Linked DNA regions of Mus musculus: region 2 is linked to region 1. The links are chromatin loops, found by intact Hi-C in ENCODE. Cell type or tissue: left cerebral cortex. All regions are shown on one strand. Each heading gives the region's core, and the rest is flanking DNA. Links, peaks and the distances in the headings are about the cores only.

Evidence for each region. Hi-C counts contacts between places; a loop is a spot of excess contacts. Peaks named below come from ENCODE experiments on the same cell type or tissue, not always from the same donor. Only the 100,000 strongest peaks of a DNase experiment are listed, where the experiment ranks them.
Region 2: it touches region 1 in a loop (7-fold over the local background); 2 of 42 quality-filtered maps call a loop at or near these places.

Annotation. Positions count from the first base shown.
Region 1 is chr11:102,080,747-102,090,805 of GRCm38, forward strand. It overlaps Mpp2 (membrane protein, palmitoylated 2 (MAGUK p55 subfamily member 2)), which reads right to left and starts at 7,769. Exons shown (of 13, transcript NM_016695.4): 1 at 7,674-7,769; 2 at 4,554-4,616; 3 at 1-25. The coding sequence starts at 4,584. In left cerebral cortex, for the core only: CTCF peaks have their summits at 3,499, 5,814 and 8,898; DNase peaks (open chromatin) are centred at 1,800, 2,643, 3,403, 4,227 and 7 more places; H3K4me3 peaks cover 4,872 bases; H3K27ac peaks cover 3,681 bases.
Region 2 is chr11:102,019,451-102,029,509 of GRCm38, forward strand. It overlaps Mpp3 (membrane protein, palmitoylated 3 (MAGUK p55 subfamily member 3)), which reads right to left and starts at 7,505. Exons shown (of 19, transcript NM_007863.2): 1 at 7,417-7,505; 2 at 6,282-6,406; 3 at 5,931-6,049; 4 at 5,627-5,704; 5 at 4,252-4,332; 6 at 3,877-4,014; 7 at 1,022-1,103. The coding sequence starts at 6,306. In left cerebral cortex, for the core only: no CTCF peak of the experiment used is centred there; DNase peaks (open chromatin) are centred at 4,245, 4,563, 5,202, 6,154 and 4 more places; H3K4me3 peaks cover 2,860 bases; H3K27ac peaks cover 3,800 bases.

The sequences.
Region 1 (10,059 bases), core at 1,146-9,145:
AGGTTGTCCAAGACTTGCTGCATAGCTGGGGGAGGGGCGGTTAGATGCTGAGCACCAGCTGGGCACAGAAGACCAAAACCCAGCACAGACCCTGCCACCCCTATCCCCACGATAGTCACCCAACAGCATCCTCTACTCTCCCCTCATAAACGCCCAGGCCCTTGCATGCCTCGGGCATTGATCCTAGGGACAGGTGGCAGTTTTCTTGATCTGCATTTTCCACCCTAGCAATGCCAGCCTGGAAAGGTAGGGGGCTACGAGCAGCAGGAATCACACCAAGGAGCAGCGGTAAGAGTCTGCCCAGCACCAAAGAAGCAGACTCCCTACTCAGCCTCTCGATGGGTGGAAGCTAGAGGATTCGGCCACCTGTAGCTGGCAGGCTCAGGGGCAAGGCAGAGCATGTCACTGAATCCAAGCAGGCAGCAATGCAGAAGGCCAGGACCAATTGTTAGACCAGTCCAAGCAAGCTATATACCACTAGCTTAGAGAGATACTGCAGAACTCACTGACACCCCCCCCCCCCCGTCTTTCTGCTCTGACAGACATCCTTCTTTAGAAATTAATGCATGATAAAAAGTCAAAACCGGCTGGGCGGTGGAGGCCCATGCCTTTAATCCCAGCACCAAGGAGGCAAAAGCAGGTGGATCTCTGAGTTTGAGGCCAGTCTGGTCTACAAAGCAAGTTCCAGGACAGCCAGAGTTGCCCAGAGAAACCCTGTCTTCAAAACAAAACATAAAAAGTCAAAACGGAAGCCTGGAATACCAGCAGGGGCTGGAGCAACCAGCATCGTGGTTTCTGGGATGGCGTTGGGTACCACGGACAGAGGTCAAAAGTCACATCACCCCAGGGATGACCACTTGCAGCCTGAGAGGAGATGACCAAGGACATCAGTACACCTGACACTGTGCCCTGAGATATGGGCGGAGGCTGCCTTCACTCCTGGGTTAAGGTGGGAGGGAGCTGGGGGGGGGGGAGGAGAAAAGCAGTGTGCCCAGCTGGGAGCCAAGATGGGCAGGGGTATCATTACTCTGCTACCCACGCCTACATCTGCATAAGAGCATCCTAATCCTGGAGGAGAGGGGAGTGGGGAAACAGGCTCAGAGCTCCCCTCCTCCAAAGAGTGAGGGTGGGCAGAAAGGGGCCCTAAAACTGGAGCTTGAAGAAGATGGCTTAGGACTCCTGAGCCGCCCCCCCCCCATTTTTTTCCTACTCTTCCTCCCCACCTTTTAACAGCCTGCCTCTCCAGAGCCCTCCTCCCGGCCTGGGCGTTGCAAGGATTTGAGACTTACAAGGTCCTTCTTGGACTCTCAATGCCCCAAGTCAGGACCCCTTCCCGTTCTGCCAAATGTCCACAGTTCCGGGTCCTGCTCACTGACTTCCCTAGACAACAAGCTCTTGGGGTTTGAGGACTGAGCCAATGGGGAGTGGTGACCCCTGCCACATCAGCTCCCCTAGCAGGCTGGACATCCAGATTTTCCCTACGGGCGCCGCGCCACTGCCCAGGTGCTCCAAAGCCCACTATGGGAGGGTCAGTTAAAGGTTGAGTACCCCTCCCCTGCCTCTCCATCCCACCTCGTCCTACCTTCCCTGCGGAGCTCTGCTTCTTCGGAGGAGCCTAGGGAAATCCCCTCCAAGGAACCCTCACTGCCTGGGCTGCAGGCCATGGCGACCCCTTTGGCAATCCTAGAACAGGCTCCCTGCGAGGTCCGCGCCTTCCCAGCCAGACGCGGGCTGAGCTAAAGAAGGCGGGACTCCTGGAGCGCTGCAGGATCAGCCAATAGCAAGGCTCCGCCTCCCGGGCCGCCTTATTGATTGGCCAAAGCCCGCCTGCTGGTGAGGAGGGGGCGGTAATGGGTGGGAGGAGGGCGGTGGCAGGAGATAGTCATACTAAACTGGCCTGATCCTTGTCACTTAGTGCCGGTGCAGGTAGGGAGGTGGCGTTGAGGTCAGGTTTGAGGGAAGTAAGGGACTTGAGTAAATCCCTGTGGATTGGGACCTCCCCCTCAGCCCGTGCAGAAATCCCAGGTAGCGGGCAGAGCTTGGCTCCCATCTTGCTCCCGTATCTCTCTTGTATAGATGTCCCTCCTCTACTTCACCTGATGTTGCGTTCTACCCAGCACTGACCTCCTTCCTCTCCCCAACTCCAGGCTGGTTTATTTACAGCAACTCCCTCGACCAAAGAAACCCCTCAAGAACAGCTCTAGGCCCTCTCCCTGGTAGTTGTAGTAATACCATTTTCACAAGAGGCAAATATCTTAACTTTAGATGCCATCCACTGCAGCACAGTAGAGTCAGGGATGGGGAGGAAAGACTGAATGGTGGTATATCCACGGACCAGCAAAGGCTGGTCTCTAACCCATTTCAACAATAGCTTCTCCCTTTTGCCAACATTATCCATCAGGTGAGGGGTTATGCGCTGGAGTAAGCCAGGCACCTCGGAAAGTGAGGGTGGGGGTCAGGTAAGAGTCCATTTATGCAGCAAGAATAAAAGTGGGCAAAAGGAAGCTAGCTACCCAGGCCCTGTATACCTATGTGTATCCCACGTGTACCCATGATGCCACCAATACTCAGGCACTGCTGCTGTTGCTGCCACCTCCAGCCAGCCATTCCCAGAGGAGTGGCACCACGGTTGCCTTGCACCCCTGGTTGCCATGGCAGCAGGCGGGATTACACATTAGGACAGTAACCCAGGGATGGTGGAGATATTTAAAGGGACAGTGCCATCAGAAAGCAGGTCCCCATTCTCACCTTGACTCATAGACAGAAATGAGGGAGCAAGCAGTCTGAAGGAAGAGGACACAAAGTGAGCACGAGATGTCTAAACTGCTTGCCTGTGTGAGACATCACACATGCAGCTCCCAAATGCTCCTGAACTAAAACCAGGGTGAGTCCTCCCATAATTAGTAAGTAAGTAAGTAAGTAAGTAAATAAATAAATAAAATATATTAATAAATGATAATATATTTAATAATAAATAAATGGACCATTTTGATCCATGGGGAAGGAATGCAGAAGGAAGTGGCTACTTTCACCTTTGCAGAGCCCAAAACAGAAGTGTTCCAGGGGAAAAAGAAGGGACGGTGCAGGGGGAGCCCAACCTCAGATGAGGGACACAGCTGTCTCTCTGTCAAACCCATGGAAAGTACAGCAACCACCAGATGATAAGGGCAGGCAAGGAGCAAGAAGAGAGAGCCCGCTGGGCCTGGCTTGAGCATTTGAAACCTCAAAGCCCACCCCCCAGTGACACACTTCCTCCAGCAAGGCCACACCTACTCCAACAAGGCCACACCTCCTAATAGTGCCACTCCTTTTGAGCTGCTGGGGCCATTTTCATTCAAACCACCGCAGGCACACGATACACTCTCAGATTCTGAAGCTGAGAAGTCAGCAGAGGGCTGGCTCAGGAAAGGGAGCACATAGTATCATTTCTTTCTTTGTACATAGAATCAAAGAGCAGCCCACGGCACTGCAGCTAGGGGAACAGGGCCCAAGGAGGTGTTTGAAAAAGTGGGCCACACACACAGGCATGGGTTCCCTGCCCCCACCAAAAGGCCTGCCGCTGGAAAGTGTCTCCCGGTGCAGCCCTGCTGGTCACTGTTAATAGGTTTACTGAGCAGCCCCAGATGAGAGGCTCTTTAAGCACGGCTCAGGAATGGGTCTCATTAACTCCTAAGCAGCTTAGAGTGGGGTTCCTGATCAGTGGAGCAGGGAGAGAGGCCACAGGGCAAGAGGAAATCGTGATCCCTCCAAGAAACGGGGGGGGGGGGGGGAATTTCGAGCCTTGGAAAAGAAACCTTTCCCAGGGGACAAAGGGGTCACAGCTTAGGTTCTGGCTGGCACACAGAAATCTTCGTTTTCTCAGAAGGTAGGAACAAGAATGTGTCCACAGTGGGAACCTGGAATGCCTTACAGAGGGAGCAGCAGGATCCATTGGGAAGAATTCAGATCTCCCAGGGCATCTCATAGCTGCAGCCGCCAGAACCCTTTCAGAGCCTCTGGACATGGAACCCTACCCTGGTGAGGCTCAGAAATTACTCAAGGATCCAGGGATCACTGGGGTGGGGTGCAGACGTTGGGGTATGGATGCAGGTGTGTGTCTATGAAGAGGGCCCACTGCTGTCATCAGAGTCTGGGAGACCTAGGAGCAAAGTCAAAAACCATCCATCCCATCCTGTCACCTCACCTCAGAGGAAACAAGTCAGAGGTGACTGGCTTACTATGGGTCAATGCCATTAAAAAGCACAGCAGTGGTGGCAGCGGCGGGGGCAGCCATTCCCGTCCAGCTTCACTGTACACTATCTCTGGAGCAAGTAGCCTGAGCCTCGGGCAGGTGAGCCATGCTGCAACATACAGCAAGCACTATTGGAACAAGCTCATATCTTCCCCAGCTCTATCCAACCCCAGTGAGGAGGCAGCCTGCGTGACCTAATGACCACGTGTGCTGTGACAGGGGAGGGATGACTGTCACTGCTACATCTACCCCCTGATCTTTGCCCAACCTCCCCCCACTCCTGAACCACCGAGGCAGGCTGACAGCTTTAACTTCTTCTTACCAGACTCGGAGTTCGTGGCAGCAACCGGCATGGTGAATAGAGGCAGTGTGGATTCTGATGGTCCTAGAGAAGGAAAGAGAAGGCTGAGAAGGCACGGGGCAAAGCCAAGGCCGTGAGACTCAGAAGGCTATCTGTCTCTTCAGGAACAGCCATAAGGCAGGAAGGTAGTGTTGCCCAGAAACGGGAACTTAGGTTACAAGAGTGACCCCAAGTGCTCTGAAAAGCAAGAAAGGCAGATGGCATGCCCCTTCTCAGAGGCAGGGGAGACAGGATCAGAGAGGTTAATCAATTTCCTCAAGGCCCCAAAGCTGGTAAGAAAGCTATGGTGAAAACCTAGGTTTTGTGTCTTAGATATTTTTTCTCTTTTTTATTTCTCTTATGTTTTTAGTTTATTTGTTTGTTTATTGTTTGTTTTGGCTTTCAAGACAGGATTTCTCTGTGAGCTCCTGGAATTCACCCTGTAAACCAAGCTGGCATAGAACTCGCAGAGATCTGCTTGCCTCTGCCTCCCGAGTGCTGGGCACCACTGTCCCCACAAAAAGTATTTCTCATTGGGCATGGCAATGCCCACCTGTGCTGTGGTACCAGCCCCTCAGGCCAAGGCAGAAAGGGTCCTCTGAACCCATATCAGCCTGGGAAACATAGAGAGTAGAGAACTCATGTCAAAAACAAACAAACCAAACATAATATTTTTTCTGGTTCTTTCTTTAGCTGGAAGGAGAATGACGTCGAGGATATGAGCAAACACTGGAAAGTTTCCCAGGCCTGGAAAGTCCAAGGGGGCAGCCTTGAGGTCCGCTACCTGCCGCTGTGCCCCAGGCCTAGAACCTTCGGGTGAGGGTGCCCTCACAAACACTGGTGTCCAGCTGACAGAAATGATATTTCCTTTCCTGCTCTTTCTCTCTCTCTCTCTCTCTCTCTCTCTCTCTCTCTCTCTCTCTCTCTCTCTCTCTCTCTCTCTCTCCACCAGGAGTTGGGACAGGGAGAAGTGAAGGGCAGCAGCCAGAAGCAGGCATGGAGTTTGCAGTCCCATCCCCATCCCCGGGTCTCCCAAGCTAAGCTTGGCTCCTTCATCCTCCGTGGAAAGGAGAACAGGGTGACCCACTACTCTTTCTCCCCTTGCCTTCCTGGGCATGTGTTACTGGATAAAACCCTAATTCCCCAGTTGCCATGACAACAGGAGGCAGTGGCTCTCAGCAAGGGTGGGGGAGTAGGGGGAAGCAGCTGGCAGTGCCCACTTTAAGACTAAATGCATCCCCACCACCACCACACGGGGAGCCATAGGGCCACTCCACCCTCCCAGCCTCTCCCCTCTCCAACCCAAAATAATTCTCAGAGGAGCAACTACAGGTTTTAATAAAATTCTCTCTCTCTCTCTCTCTCTCTCTCTCTCTCTCTCTCTCTCTCTCTCTCCTCTTCCTCCTCCTCTTCGCTCTCCCTCTCCCTCTCCCTCTCCCTCTCCCAAGCCTAAGATAATGACAGCTCCAGAAACCAAATGACAAAGGTGAGGGATACGATTCCCTTTCCTCCCGGATCTTTTCCAGAAAAATCGAACTTGCAGAGAGAGAGAGAGAGAGAGAGAGAGAGAGAGAGATGAGGGGAACCCCTTTCACGCTAGCACCACTGGTTAAAAGAAATGTCCAGGTTACACTGTGCCAGCGCCAGTGTCCCCTCTGTCAACTCCATGTCCTTATTCCTAGAGAGCAGGGGACAGCTTCTCAGGCCTTGGGCCATACTCCCCACTAGAGGTGCTTGCTGTGGTTCCTCTTTTCCTGGAGCAGGGAAACGGGGAAGAGCCAGGGAGGAGCCTGTGTGAAACCCTAGGCCCAGGAGTCCTGCCCAGTAAGCCTGGGTCTGCTCCCTGAGGAGTTGGTTCCCACGGCGTCGGCTCGCTCTGCCCCACCCCCACCCAAGCCTCTGAGAGGGCGGGGCCGCCCGTGCCCACAGGAGAACGGCAGTGCCAGGCAAGCTAGCCTGGTTCCGTGCCAAGGTCCCCGGGCCCAGTCATCACGAAACCAGCATCACGGCGCCCAAAAGCCTAAACCTAAGGCCCTCCCACTCCCACCTCCACACGCACATCCGCCACCAAGCTATCCAACCCCCGTCCCCCGGGTGTGTAGGTGAAGCCCGCCAGCTTCAAAGAGAGAGATTTCCTCCATCCTCCCACCCACCCCCGCTCCATCGGTGCAGACTCAGAGAGGTGCGAAAGACGAACGCCTGACAAAGGCACTTTGGAGCCGGACACGGTTATGGGGAGAACTGTAGATAACTGAGGACTGGAGGATGGGGTCTAGGGAGCCGGCGGACGTGCCCGCACTCACAATCAGATTGCCCCCGCCCCTTCAATTCAGCCCTAACCCGCCGGGCGCTAGGACCTAGGAAGGAGGGGGCGTGTTGCGAGCCATCAAAGAAGGTTCTTTGCTTGCGTGCCCGCCGGGACTAGGGGATGAGGTCACTGAATGACTGCCCCCCCCCACGTCCCCCAGGTCTTCATTCCCCACTACCCCTTAGTTGACCTAACTTTCTGACCCTGGCTCCTTGCTTCTGGTGCTGATTCCCTCTGGAATCCCCATACCTTAAACCCTGGCTCCAAAACCCTGCAACCTCCTGGACCTGGCCTGGCACTCTAGGTTAGCAGACCGCCCCTCTCCAGAACCCTCTCTCAGGAATGACTGAGGTGTTGGTCTCTTGGGGTGCAGGGTGCCAAGGGACCCAGTACAATCTTAGTCTAGCTCCCCCAGGGCCGGAAACGCCAGTAGCACGGCTCTTACGTAATGCCGGGATCCGAAGTCCCCCCCCCCCCCCAACCCAACACAGACCCTGGAGAGGCCGCGCAAATACCTGTGCTCCTCTCAGCTCAGCGTCTCTGTGTCCGGTGTCCCTCTGGAGCCCTCATCGCTGGCATGGGAACCAGCATCCCTGGGATGAGGGGTTCGGTTCTCCCTACCGGCATCACACACAGAGAGCCCAGTGCTGCAGCTGGAGAGGGAGTGGGGCGACTTGGGGAAGGGGCCCAGGAGTTTGGACCTGGAGAATAGGATCCCCAAGTGTAGGTGATAGGTCGAAAAGGAGGCAAGGGTTCTGAGGTGGGTGCTGGCCCAGGGGCCTAGGAATACCTACCTGCGTTTTGGGGAGCCCCTAGCTTGGGGCGATTCCGCGCAGCCCGGCGCTCCGCGGTTATTGCTTGTCAATCGCTAGCCGCGCTCTTAAAGCGGCAAGGTCTCCTAGGAGCGAAGGGGCGGAGACAGAAAGGAGAGGGCTGGGACACGGAAGGGACGCGGCAACCTACGGTCCACTGTAAAGTAATCTCCCAGGAGCAGGCGGGTGGGCGGGGAAGTGGTGGTTAACAGGCACCGCAAAGCCCACGACCCCCAACTCTGAGCAGGACCAACGTGTGTTACTTGGCGCGTAGGAATTCTTTAAAAGGGCGATGATGTTTAATAAAAGAAAGGGGGGGAAACTGAGCGCGATGGGATCACCCCCCTTAACGGGACCGCTTAGTCCAGCGTACCAGTCCCCTGAACGCTTCGTCTGTCCTTTCCTAACACAGTTTTGGAAAAGCAAGGGGACATCAGGACACTAACTCTGGTAGGGGATAAGCCTGGGGGTGGCGTTATAGTCATACGGCACATGCCTGCTTCTAAGAAAATTTGAAGAAAAACAGAAAATTTAAGAGAGTGGGACTGTGTTTTTTCATGAAAGGGACCAAGATCCTAATTTTAGCCTTGACGCGGGAAGTTGATCCTTGCCTCTGTTTAAGGCACAAGAGCAGAAGAAACAGTCTCTCCCTCCTAAATCCCGTTTCAACAAATAAGTAGTGACGGCGTCCGGCTCCATTGGTGGGTTGAACGTGCAGGAGAGGCCCTAGATTCTATTTCAGGCAGCAAAACGAAGAAAGCAAAGGGTTAAGCCCGCTAGCCCGCCTTGCTCAGCCTCTGGCTCCTCCCAGACCTGCTAGTAAAAGATACTGCACAGCCTCAGACTATTGGTGGCCCCAAGTGGAAAACAGCCTTCATTCAGTCTGTGCAAGCCGGGGCCTTCCCTGACTTGGGTGCCCCCTAACCCCTCCGCTACCCTATGGAATAGGCGCTCGGTGGGGAGCGGGGCGTTTATATCTTCCTCTTATAACTGAGCTTCTAAGATCCTGGAAACTTGCTTGGAAATCTCGAAAATGAATTGACTTGAGGATTCATGTCTAGATGTGGTCCCAGCCGACCCTGTTAGCAAAGGGAAGCAGTTGGGAATTGGTGTAGGGAAAAGCCAGCGATGGGTCAAAATGCTAAAGGCTGTTAAGTAGCCCACGTCTCTTATTCCTTAGAGAAGAGAAAGTTTTGTAGCGACCCCAGATGGTGGTGGTTGGAACTACAGGCTTCTGTCTGAGGAAAAAGGCTTCCAAACTAGATCTTCCTAATTAAACTCAGGACAAGAGGTCTCCTTCCTCGGAGACTCCCTTGGATCTTACCCACTCACCTCTGCTTAGAGAATCTGTTTGCACTTAGTTGGGTGGGGGAGAGAAATCTTGATTCCTCCCAAAACTTCTCAAATATTACCCCCCATAGCAATTCACAGCAAACTTACTGCATCCAGGATCCCAAGGACACAGTGGGATTCAAGTTCTAATCCACCTAGTGTATTCCAACTCACTATTCTTACAGTCTGACCCCCCACCTATGCACACACACACCTTACATTTGATTGATAGTTTCCTGCAATAGTCCTGTGAGATTAGTGGATGGAAACATTTATCAACAAAGATTACTATGTTCCTGTTTGTTGAAAATGAGGCACCGGTTTCTGTGAACCTAACATACTGGGGCAAGGGTTGGGAAGAGGTGTGTCCTAGAGACACATAGCATGAAGACATGCTATTCTAGTGGTGTGGTTAAATGTTTTAACACATTGCTCGAAGCTGAGCACAAAGCCGTCCCTACCCAGCTCTGGACTCTACCGAGCTTCCTCTCCCTGTAGTTCTAGGGGCTGCACTGCCCCTGGGAAGAATGCTTGCTCCTGATGCTGGTCTGTAGTACACCTGTCTTTCTCAGAAGTCACAAGGGTGCAGGCAAGGCTTTACTTCAAATACTTTTTTAAAATTAATTATATATATATATATATATATATACACATACATATATATACATACATACACACACACACACACACACATATATATATATATACTGTAGCTATCTTCAGACACACCAGAAGAGGGCAATGGATCCCATTACAGATGGTTGTGAGCCACCATGTGGTTGCTGGGAATTGAACTCAGGACCTCTGGAAGAGCAGTCAGTGCTCTTAACAATTGAGCCATCTCTCCAGCCCCCAAACACTTTTTTTTTCTTGTGGTGGGTGTTCAGATCACAGCTTTGAGAATCAAGACAAAAAGAGAAAAACAGCAACAACAAAACCAAAACCCAAAACCATCACCCCACTGTTGGCCAGCAGGAGCCCAGTCTATTCACCCACATTCATGAACACACACACACACACACACACACCTGCAACT
Region 2 (10,059 bases), core at 1,305-9,304, 61 kb before region 1:
ATGTATGTATGTATGTATGTATCTATCTATCTATCTATCTATCTATCTATCTATCTATCTATCTATCTATCTACCTACCTACCTATGTAAAGCATCTAGCTAGTTAGCTATCAACTCAGGTAGCCTGGCTGATCTCAAACTCACTCTGTAGCAGAGGATGACCGTGAACTTCTAATCCTCCGACCTCCACCTACTGAGTGCCAGGATTGAGGTATGCACCATCATGCCTGGCTTTATGCAGTGTGCAGATGGAACTCAACAAGCCTCCTACCATCTTAGCTGTGCACCCGAGCTGCTTTATCTCCTTTAACAGGCCTTTGCAATGTTGCCCAGGCTGGTCTTAATCCCTTGTATGCCAGAAATCATCCTTCCCGAGCAATCGCTTCTCCCAAGCAGCTGAGACTCGAGGCACAAGTGCCACCACAGGCAGCACTACTTAGCCTCTGCTTTAATGACAAGTGTCCTGACATAATTTGGCCTTTCTTTGTTGCTCTGAGCAGGCACTGGGCCAGCAGCAGCAGCACCATTAGCAGTGCAGAACTCTGAATCAGTCTATCAGACGTTACCGACACGCTCATTAGTGTTTGGGAAGTAAGGTCTTGGTCCCCAGACCTGGAGGGGAAATCCTCTTCCACTGAGAGGCCCGCCCACCAGACCTTCCATGCACTGATGACGACCAACTTGTTCTCCACCCAGACTCCTGTCCACAGCAGTTTCACAAGGTGATGAGGTGACTCCAGGTGACAAGGACTATCCCAGCCCAGCCTGGATCTCCAACTAAGCCCCTCTCAGAGCTTAAGGGTTACAATCTTCTGCCAGGTGTCTGAGCTCTTTCCCGATCACCCATGAGAACTCCAAGCCTATTAGGCTTCAATGAGATTCCAATTGACCTTGGGACCTTGAGAATCCCATCTACAAGTCCCCAAAGCAAAGCAAATCCCACAAAGGTTACCCTAGAGGTGGAGACAGAGAGCCATGTCTTAGCCAGGCTGCCACCCATCATTCCACGGGCTCCACTCACCGCTCCGGTCTGCCGCACCCCCTCGCATGATCCTGGCCACCACAACAGCCCCCGAATGCTCATCCCGTCGGATGGTGGCACCCTGAATGAGAGACAAGAGCAGGCAGGCTCTAGCAAGGCAGCCTCTATTCAACTTAAAGTCTTCTTCATTCCTCCCTCTGATACAGCGGAAGGTGAATCCATGGAGACCTTCCCAAGGCTAAGAACACCGTAAGACTGGGGATGGCAGGGGCGGTGGTGGGAGATAAGCAAAGCTCTACACTTTAGAGTTTACAAAATACGATGCAATCATCCATTCTGCACAAGGGATCAGGCCTCTTGCGTTGGGTGTGGTGGCACACATGCCTGCAACCCAAGCATTTAGGAAGTAGAGAATGGAGAATTAAGAGTTCAAGGTCACCCTCTGCTACATAATGAGTTTGAAACTAGCCTGAGCTATTTGAGACTTCACCTCAAAAAGAATAATAATTAAATACAGCTAGTGAGGTGGCTCAACGGACATATGCATCTCCCACCAAGTCTGAGTTCAAATCCCCAAGACCCACATTGCTGAAGAGAATCAATTCCCACAAGTTGTCCTCTGGTCGCCATGCTTGAGCTGTGGCAACACACACACAAAACAAAATAAATGCAATTAAAAATTTTTATATAAATAAATGATACATGAAGAACTGGGTATCGGAGAAGCTAAGCATCTTCAAAGGTCTCCTCATGGAAACGGGGGTTGCGGGGGGAGCTTTTGATGATGCTAAACCCTGTGTTTCCTGTCTCATCGAAGCTCTTGTCACTTGCAGAGACATTTAATAATGAGGACAGTATGTGCTAGCAAATTCTCAACCTGCCTCGAGCCAGTCCCAGTGTTCCTGGGCCTTCTGTTACTGCCAACAGGAACCAATTATGCCCCCTCCAGAGCATCAGGACCAGGATTTGGCCCATGAAACACAAAGAGATGGTTTCACAGATTAAAAAAAAAAAGCACTAATGAGCTCCCAATTTCCTGTACCAGGTACGTTCCAGTCCCACATCAGCACAGCGATGAGGGGGGAGGGGAGCCAAGTACAGACACCCCAAGACTGATACCCAACTAGGCCACTGACTAGAAATCCTGTGGCCTCAGCTAGAGAGTCCCCTTGTGCTCTCTGAGCCTGGCTCCTCTAGGATGAGGAAGATCATTTAACATGAAAGGTTGTTGCAAGGTTGTTATAAGGGAAATGCATGTCCCATGGAAACAGTGAGTGTCCAATGAACGTTTGTCGTTTGTTACTGATGATTCGTGCAAACATTTCACGTTTGTCATAACAGAGGTCATGTTGTTGTCAGCACAGAAGGATACATTCCGCTAACTACAGAGGCTGCCCACTGCCCACCTGAGGCCACTTGCCCCCTGGCCTCCAAAGTCCCTACATCACTGTATATCACATACTCCTCTCTGGACCAATGTAACCCGTAACACTGTGAGTGCACGGGGCGGGGGTGGGGGTGGGGGGGATCTCAGGCTGTACGCCAACTCCATGGCACAGGTAAAGAAGCAGAGGCAACAGAGACATCTTCATCTGTTGGGAGACATGGCTCACCCATCACAGGGCAGCTGTGGGCAACAGGAGCCAGAGAATGCCAGCTCTGAGGTTCTCTGAGGCAAGTACTGAATTCTCCGGACAGCCTCCACTTCTTTCCATCTGATAAACTCCCTCTCTGCCCAGTCCATTGCCACTGAAAGTAAGGTGAAACCAGCCCTCATTTGCTAGCCTCTAGGAGAGTGGCTGTGCCTGCACTGCCTCAGTACGCAGAACTAGAGCGGCAAACTTTGTCTGTAAAGGACGGAGTAGATATCGTAAGCTTCGTGGTGAGGCAATCACTCAGCTCTTCATGACAAAGGAATAAGCACGACCTTGCTTTTAAAAACAACAACAGGTGCCAGGCGTGGTGACACACGCCTTTAATCCCAGCACTCGGGAGGCAGAGGCAGGCGGATTTCTGAGTTCGAGGCCAGCCTGGTCTACAGAGTGAGTTCCAGGACAGCCTGGGCTATGCAGAGAAACCCTGTCTTGGAAAAAACAACAACAACAACAACAGGGGGCTGGAGAGATGGCTCAGCGATTAAGAGCACTGACTGCTCTACTGAAGGTCTTGAGTTCAAATCCCAGCAACCACATGGTGGCTCACAACCATCCGTAGTGAGATCTGATGCCCTCTTTGGGGGGTCTGAAGATAGCTACAGTGTACTAACATATAATAAAACAACAACAACAACAACAACAATAATAACAACAACAACAGGGGGCTGGAGAGATGGCTCAGTGGTTAAGAACACTGACTACTCTTGCAGATGGTCCTGAGTTCAATTCCGAGCAACAACATGATGGCTCACAACCATCTGTAATGAGATCCTATTCCTCTTTTGGTGTGTTTGAAGACAGCCACAGTGTACTCATATAATTTAAAAAAAAATATATATATATATGTATATATACATATATGTGTGTATATACATATATATACATATATATGTTGTTGTATATATATGTGTGTGTGTATATATATATACACACAAGTATATATAATATATATACAACAAATATATATATATAACAACAACAAAATTTAGCTGTAGGCTACATTTAGCCCTTGGACGGAGTCTGTTAACTTTGATCAAGGTCACCCTAAACAGCCACACAGGTTGTTTGCTGCACAAAATGGCTTAGCCATAACTGAGAGTCACTGTTTCCACTCAGAGAAAGAGTGTTCTGGCAAAGTGGCTGTCGTTCACTGTGAACTCGGGGAAGGGTGCCTTCCGGGTCTTCTGGGTTGGGGGGTGAGGTGCCGAGGAATGTGGGTAGAGAGAAAAAGGCACAGACCAGGGGCTCCTTATTCTTCACCAAGCGAACAATCTTCACCGACTCCTCTTCAAAATCCTCATCGATGTTATCGGGCAGAGGGGGCAGAACAGGATCGAAGTTCTTCTGGGCAACCGTGTCGTGGACCATGAGCACAGCCTGTCAGGAAAGCCGGAGGAAAGGGCTGGCTCTATGCCCGCCAAAGTTAGAGGTCCTCGGCTGGGCAGGGGGAGAGAGGGGCTCCTAGCTCCTGCCTGAGAAACGCCGCCTCCCCACCCAGGGGCATCCCTCAGGATCCTTCACACAGAAGCATCCGCCTCAGGACTCCAGCTCTCTCTCCACCCCCGTCCCAGGAGACACAACTTCGTGGGTGGGCAGGGACTGTGGCGTGACTACCCTGAGGTGGGGGGTGGACAGCAGCTGCAGCAGCTCCCGCTCATCACTGTGCACAGAGGCAGCCTGCAGCTCCTCCATCACCTGTAAGAGAAGGAGACAGGAGGCTGAGGTGCCCCTTGCGGGTGCCTGCTGGATGGAACCCCTGGGAGGAAAGCCCTCTTCCCTGGGCCTCGGACACAAGGATCCTCTCAGGAATGGCCGTAGCACCCTGAAACATGTTACACTGGCCACTCCAAGACTGGCAGAGGCTCTGGGGAAATCAAACCAGGGACGAGAATGCACTCACAGATGTGCAGAGGCTGTATCTACTGTACACTGAGGCTTTATATGGGTCTTCTCAGCAAACCGATGCCGTGAACACTTTAATTTTGCTATTTAAGGGTGAGGCCCAGAGAGATTATAAATCTTACCCAGGATCACAAAGCTCACAGAGGAACAGCAAGAATTTAAACCCAGCCTTGTCTGGCTGTACAGTCTGTGCCTCTGACTCTAGGCTATTCCACGGATGAAAAAAAATGGGGCTGAGAGGTTGAGTGGACTTCTTTAAGGTCACACAGCTAGAGGCAAAATTGGCAGTGTAGAACTTGGGTGATGTAACCCTCTCCAAATGTCACACTGCAAAGAAAGGAGCAAGGTACAGGGTCTGCCACAGACTATACCACCCACCGCCAGGCCATCCTCTGGCCCGAGGATCTTAGGGAAAGAACCCAGCTAACTAGTCAGATATCAGGTGATCTATATAGGAGTCAATCTAAATCAGCAACCAGGACAGCTAAACCAAAACCCACAAGGACTCAGTCTGTGAGGAGTCAAGAAACCAGAGCCAGTCAGCAGGGACATGCCATGAGTCCCTTGAATTCGGGACTTCGTGCCAGCCTCTCAAAGCCCAGACACAAGGCACTATCTGACCTACAAATGTCACCACTTCTTGGAACAGGTGGGGAGCTGCTGATCGGATCCAAGGCTCTCATTTTACAGCTGAGGGAGCAGGGTTTCTCCAGAACACACAGTCAGCAGGAATCACTATGTCTCCTGGCCCAGGCTAAGGCTAACAAAGTCCTCCTTGATGCCAAAAGGTTCAGGAAAGACTAGAATGAAAGAGGACTGAACTACAGCTCAGCCATGCAACACCTACCTAGCATGTACAAGACTTCAGGTTTGAATCCAAGCAACACACACACACACACACACACACACACACACACACACACACTAAAGGGAGAAGAAGGAGGGGAAGCAACCCCTCTCTCTTCATCCTCAGCCTCCCAACCTCTGATGTCCCCAGCTAGGCAGTGGCTACAAGGTGAGTTAGAGCCTTTTCTGGGCTTCGGGTTGTGCGCCACCTTAAGCCAAAACATTAAAATCTGGGACTTACATCCTCAGCAAGGGCCATGGCGCTGTGGAGGACTGGGGTTGGACTCTGCCTCTCATAATAGCGGAGTTTCTCATGAATCTGCAAAGACATTTGATTTCTGCTTTTACCCTAAATACCATACACAGCACCCAGGGTTGTGGTGACACCTAGGGCCACAGGCTGGGTCCCCTCCATAGCAGCATATTTGGAAAGCCCTGACTAATGAGTTAGAAACCTTCCAGGGGCAGGGGAGTGGCTGAGATGGCACAGAAAGAGCCTCCCTTAGGGATGGGGGTGGGGGGTGGCTGAGCCAGCGGGGGTTCACCTTCATTAAATAACTGAGGCTCTTCTCACTGAAGACATCTCTCAGGAAGCCCATCTCCTCCCTGTGGTTGGAGTCAGGCCTGAGCTGAGAGGTGAGCAGTGCCAGGGTCTCATGCAAACCTGAGGAAGAGCCAGAGAAACAAGGTCCAGTAACAGTGGCACTTCCTGTCCTTGAAAAGTCTCGCAGACAACACTCCCATCCTGCCTTGACACCGTTCACCCTGCAGGCTCAGGCCTGCCGGGCAACAGATCGGTCAGAGGCAGCTGCTACAGCACTGGTCCTGCTTATGGTTTGGTTTTCTCCAATCCTGGGAGGCCCCCCGAAGCTGCAGCCCAGGTTAAGGACACTCACCCGAGTCTTCAGACAGTACTGGCATGCCTGTGCCCAGCAGGTCCCCAGCTGTCCCTACAGTTTGTGTGGGTGGGAGAGGAATCTCTCAGTAATGAACACACATCACCAGGATCTGCTTATGACCTCTGTGAGGACAGAAGAAATAAGATGGGGGGTGGGGGGGAGAAACAGTCACTTTTTGGGGAGGAGGTTGGGCAGGGAGCAAGACTTCTTGGGCGCCCCCAATACACTAAAGATGCTGCTCTTTTCTGACTATGCAGAAAGCCTTAAAGGATGAACACCAATGCACCCATTTTACTGATTAGGAAACAGAGACTGGGCATCCCTAAATAACTTTTGAACCAGAATAGGTACTCAGATCACTTCTTCCAGACTGACCTTGGCCTAAAGTCCCCCTGCTTGTGCGGTATGCTCTCGACCACAAGCTCTGTCCTCTCTATTGCTGGTACCTTCCAAGAGTGCTTGCTCAAGTCTCAATATCCCTTCAACAAGTACCTGGTTAAGGCCTGCAAGAGCTCCCACCGCCGACCCCACCTCCAGCCCCCAACCCAAAGAGAGCCTCCAGTCTGAAGACAGAAGAAGTGAGAGCGGAGTTTCTGTTCTACCGGAAGCAGGTACCCTATCTCAAGAGCTCCCCTCCCCAGGTGCTCTGTAGCACGTGGACCTCAAAAAAGTCCTCCTTCAGAGAGGGACAAGGACTCATGATTCATTCATTCGACAGACATGGAGCCAGCCCGCTGCGTGGAGCACCAGTCACATCGAAGGCAGAAGAATGGTACCCGACCCCCGCCCCCACGCCGGGCTCACCCCTCGGCGGCTTCCAGCTGCGGCCCCCGACTGCCCCCGACTTCCCCACACAAACACACACTCCCGGCTCCAGCCGGTTTCCCAGAGGAGCTGGGGGGGGGGGAGCAAACCCCCGAGGTGGGGGGAGATGGGATGCAGAGCGGCGGGAATGAGCGGGGCGCACGGGATGCGCGGACGCCGAGCAGTGAAGGGGACCGCGGGCTGGGAACGGAGCCCCGCCGGGGAGGGTGGGCCGCAAGGCAGTGGTGCACCCGAGGGGCGGGTCTCCGCTCCCCCTCCCCTCCCCGCCGCGCACCAGGTCCCTTGTGTGCCACGCGCTGCTTCTTACCTCGTCGCGCCAGGATCTGGGATCGGTGACCCGGAGCCGCGCGGGAGCCACCAGCCTCCGCTGCTACTGGCTCCGCCTCCGCCGGCCCCTCCCTGTCGCGGCGCGCGGGGTCGGGGCAGCGCGCACGGGCGGGGGCGCAGCGCGGGCCCGGAGGGGTGGAGCGCGGCCCCGCAGGCCCCCCTCGCAGGCCCCGCCCAGCGCCCCCGGCTCCCGGTGGACACCTGCTCCGCCGAGAATCCGATTTTGCAAACATTGATTGAGAGCCCCGCAAGTGCCAGGCACTGTGCCAGGGGCTGGAGCTTCAAAGCCAAACGAGGAAGAGAGGCTGTGCTGGGTCATTAGCAAGCCGAGCAGGGGGCGGGGGGCGGGGGAGGGGGGCGGGAGAGGGGTGTGCAGCGGGCAGCAGCCCGGCCAACCCGTGGCAACAATGCTACGTGCTGCGAAAGATTTATCGGTGCACGCTGCCCTGGGGACGGGGAGGCGCGAGGGAGGAGAAGTACGCCTGGGAAGAAGGCAGCTGGATGCTGCCTGCCTGGGTGGGAGGAGGTAGGGCTGAATAAGAGAAAAAAAAGAAAAAAGAAAGAAAGAAAGAAAAAAAAAAGAAAAGAAAAAAGACTCTAGTGTCCCAGGCTTTACTGGGGCGGGGGCTGGGGGAGGAGGTGCGGTGGCTCCGAAATAGCTGGTTTCTATTGTGCTCCCTCTATCCCCATATACTCCTAGGATTACCGATTATTAGCCTCAGATAGAGAGCCAAAATTATTTCCTCGCTTCAGTTAAAGAAACTGATGTGTATGCAGGAAGCAGTAGAAAGGTACCACTGTGTGAGTGAGCAGTGGTGTGGTGTAGGGGTCTTAGAGGATGAGACGTGGTCTGGTGGGTGTGTCCCCTCCCTTCAAATAACAGCATCAAAGAACAGCGCATTCTAAGCCGGTTAGGAGGCACATGTCCCAGAGAGGTAGGCAGTCGACAGTCTTTGCAGCTTGCAGTGAACAGGCAGGCTGTAAGAGGGCAGCAAATGTCACCAAGAAATTTCCCTTCGTCCCTCAAGCTGCTCCAAATTGTGTCTATGAGTCACCTGAGGCTTGTGGGGCAAGTAGTATCAGTCTACATTTATGACAGGCCCCAGTGACGTGATATGGGTAGACAGACAGCAGGCCCCATTTAGAGCAGAGAAAAACTAAGAAATGGTCTTGGTTAGGTTTTCTACTGCTGCGTTGAAACACCATGACCAAAAGGCAAGTTGGGGAGGGAAGGGTTTACCTGGTTTACACTTCCATCACAGGAGGAAGTCAGGACAGGAACTCAAGCAGGGATAGAACCTGGAGGCAGGAGATGATGCAGAGGCCATGGAGGGGTGCTGCTTATTGGCTTGTTTCCCGTGGCTTTCTCAGTCTGCTTTCTTGTAGAACCCAGGACCACCAGGCCAAGGATGCCACCACACACAACGGTCAGGGCCCTCCCCACTTGATCACTAACTGAGATCCTTACAGCAAGATCTCATGGAGGCATTTCCTCAGCGGAGGCTCCTTTCTCTCTGCTGACTCTAGCTTGTGTCAAGTTGGCACACAAAAGCAGCCAGTGCACGGTTTTTTGTTTGTTTTTATTTTTATTTTTGGCCTTGAAACAGGATCTTACTCTGTAGACCAGGCTGGCCAGGAACTCACAGAATCCACCTGCCTCTGCCTTCTGACCTCTGGGATCACAGGCACGTGCCACCATACCTGACACAGACGTGCTTTTTCTGGTGGTGCTTAAGCTTTGAAAATTTTGAAAAGCCAGATGATGTTTTCTTTACTAGAGCAACAACAGAGGGTGTTCAAACAATGGTTTTGTACATGGTGTGTGTGTGGTGGTGGTGGTGGGGGACTCAGTCTCTACTTCACACAATATACAAAATTGAATTTTTTTTTTTTTTTTTTTTTTTTTTTTTGGTTTTCTGAGACAGGGTTTCTCTGTGTAGCCCTGGCTGTCCTGAAACTCAATTTGTAGACCAGGCTGGCCTTGAACTCAGAAATCCGCCTGTCTCTGCCTCCCGAGTGCTGGGATTAAAGGCGTGCGCCACCACACCCAGGACAAAATTGAATTTTTAAGAGATACTATAAACCTAATTAAATTAATACAACTCCTAGAAGGAAACATATTTAAATACTGGTGTACGCATAGATTTATTAGAAAAGATTTTAAAACAACTACATAAATGTCTCAACTGTGGGGCTGGAGAGACGGCTTAGTGGTTAAGAGCGCTTGCTTGTCTTGCAGAGGACCAGGGTTCTGTCCCCAGAACCATGTCAGACCACTGAACAGCCTGTAACTCCAACTCCAGGGGGATCTGAGGCCTCAGCAGATGCCTGCACTTGCATCTGCATGCACACACACATAACTAAAAATAAGTCTTTATTTAAAAAAAAAAACAGTTATTAAGAAATTAAGCAGTTGAAACCAGCTGCAGCGTCTCATACCTGCAATATCAACACTCTGGGTGCTAAAGAGCCAGCTCAGTCAGTAAACTGCTTGTTTGCTTGTTATGAAGGCATAAAGACCTGTGTTTGAGCCCCAGCAACCACATGCAAAAGTTGTGCATGATGGCATGTGCTTGTATCCCCAGATTTGGGGAAGCAGAGATGGCCAGGTCCCTTATCTCAC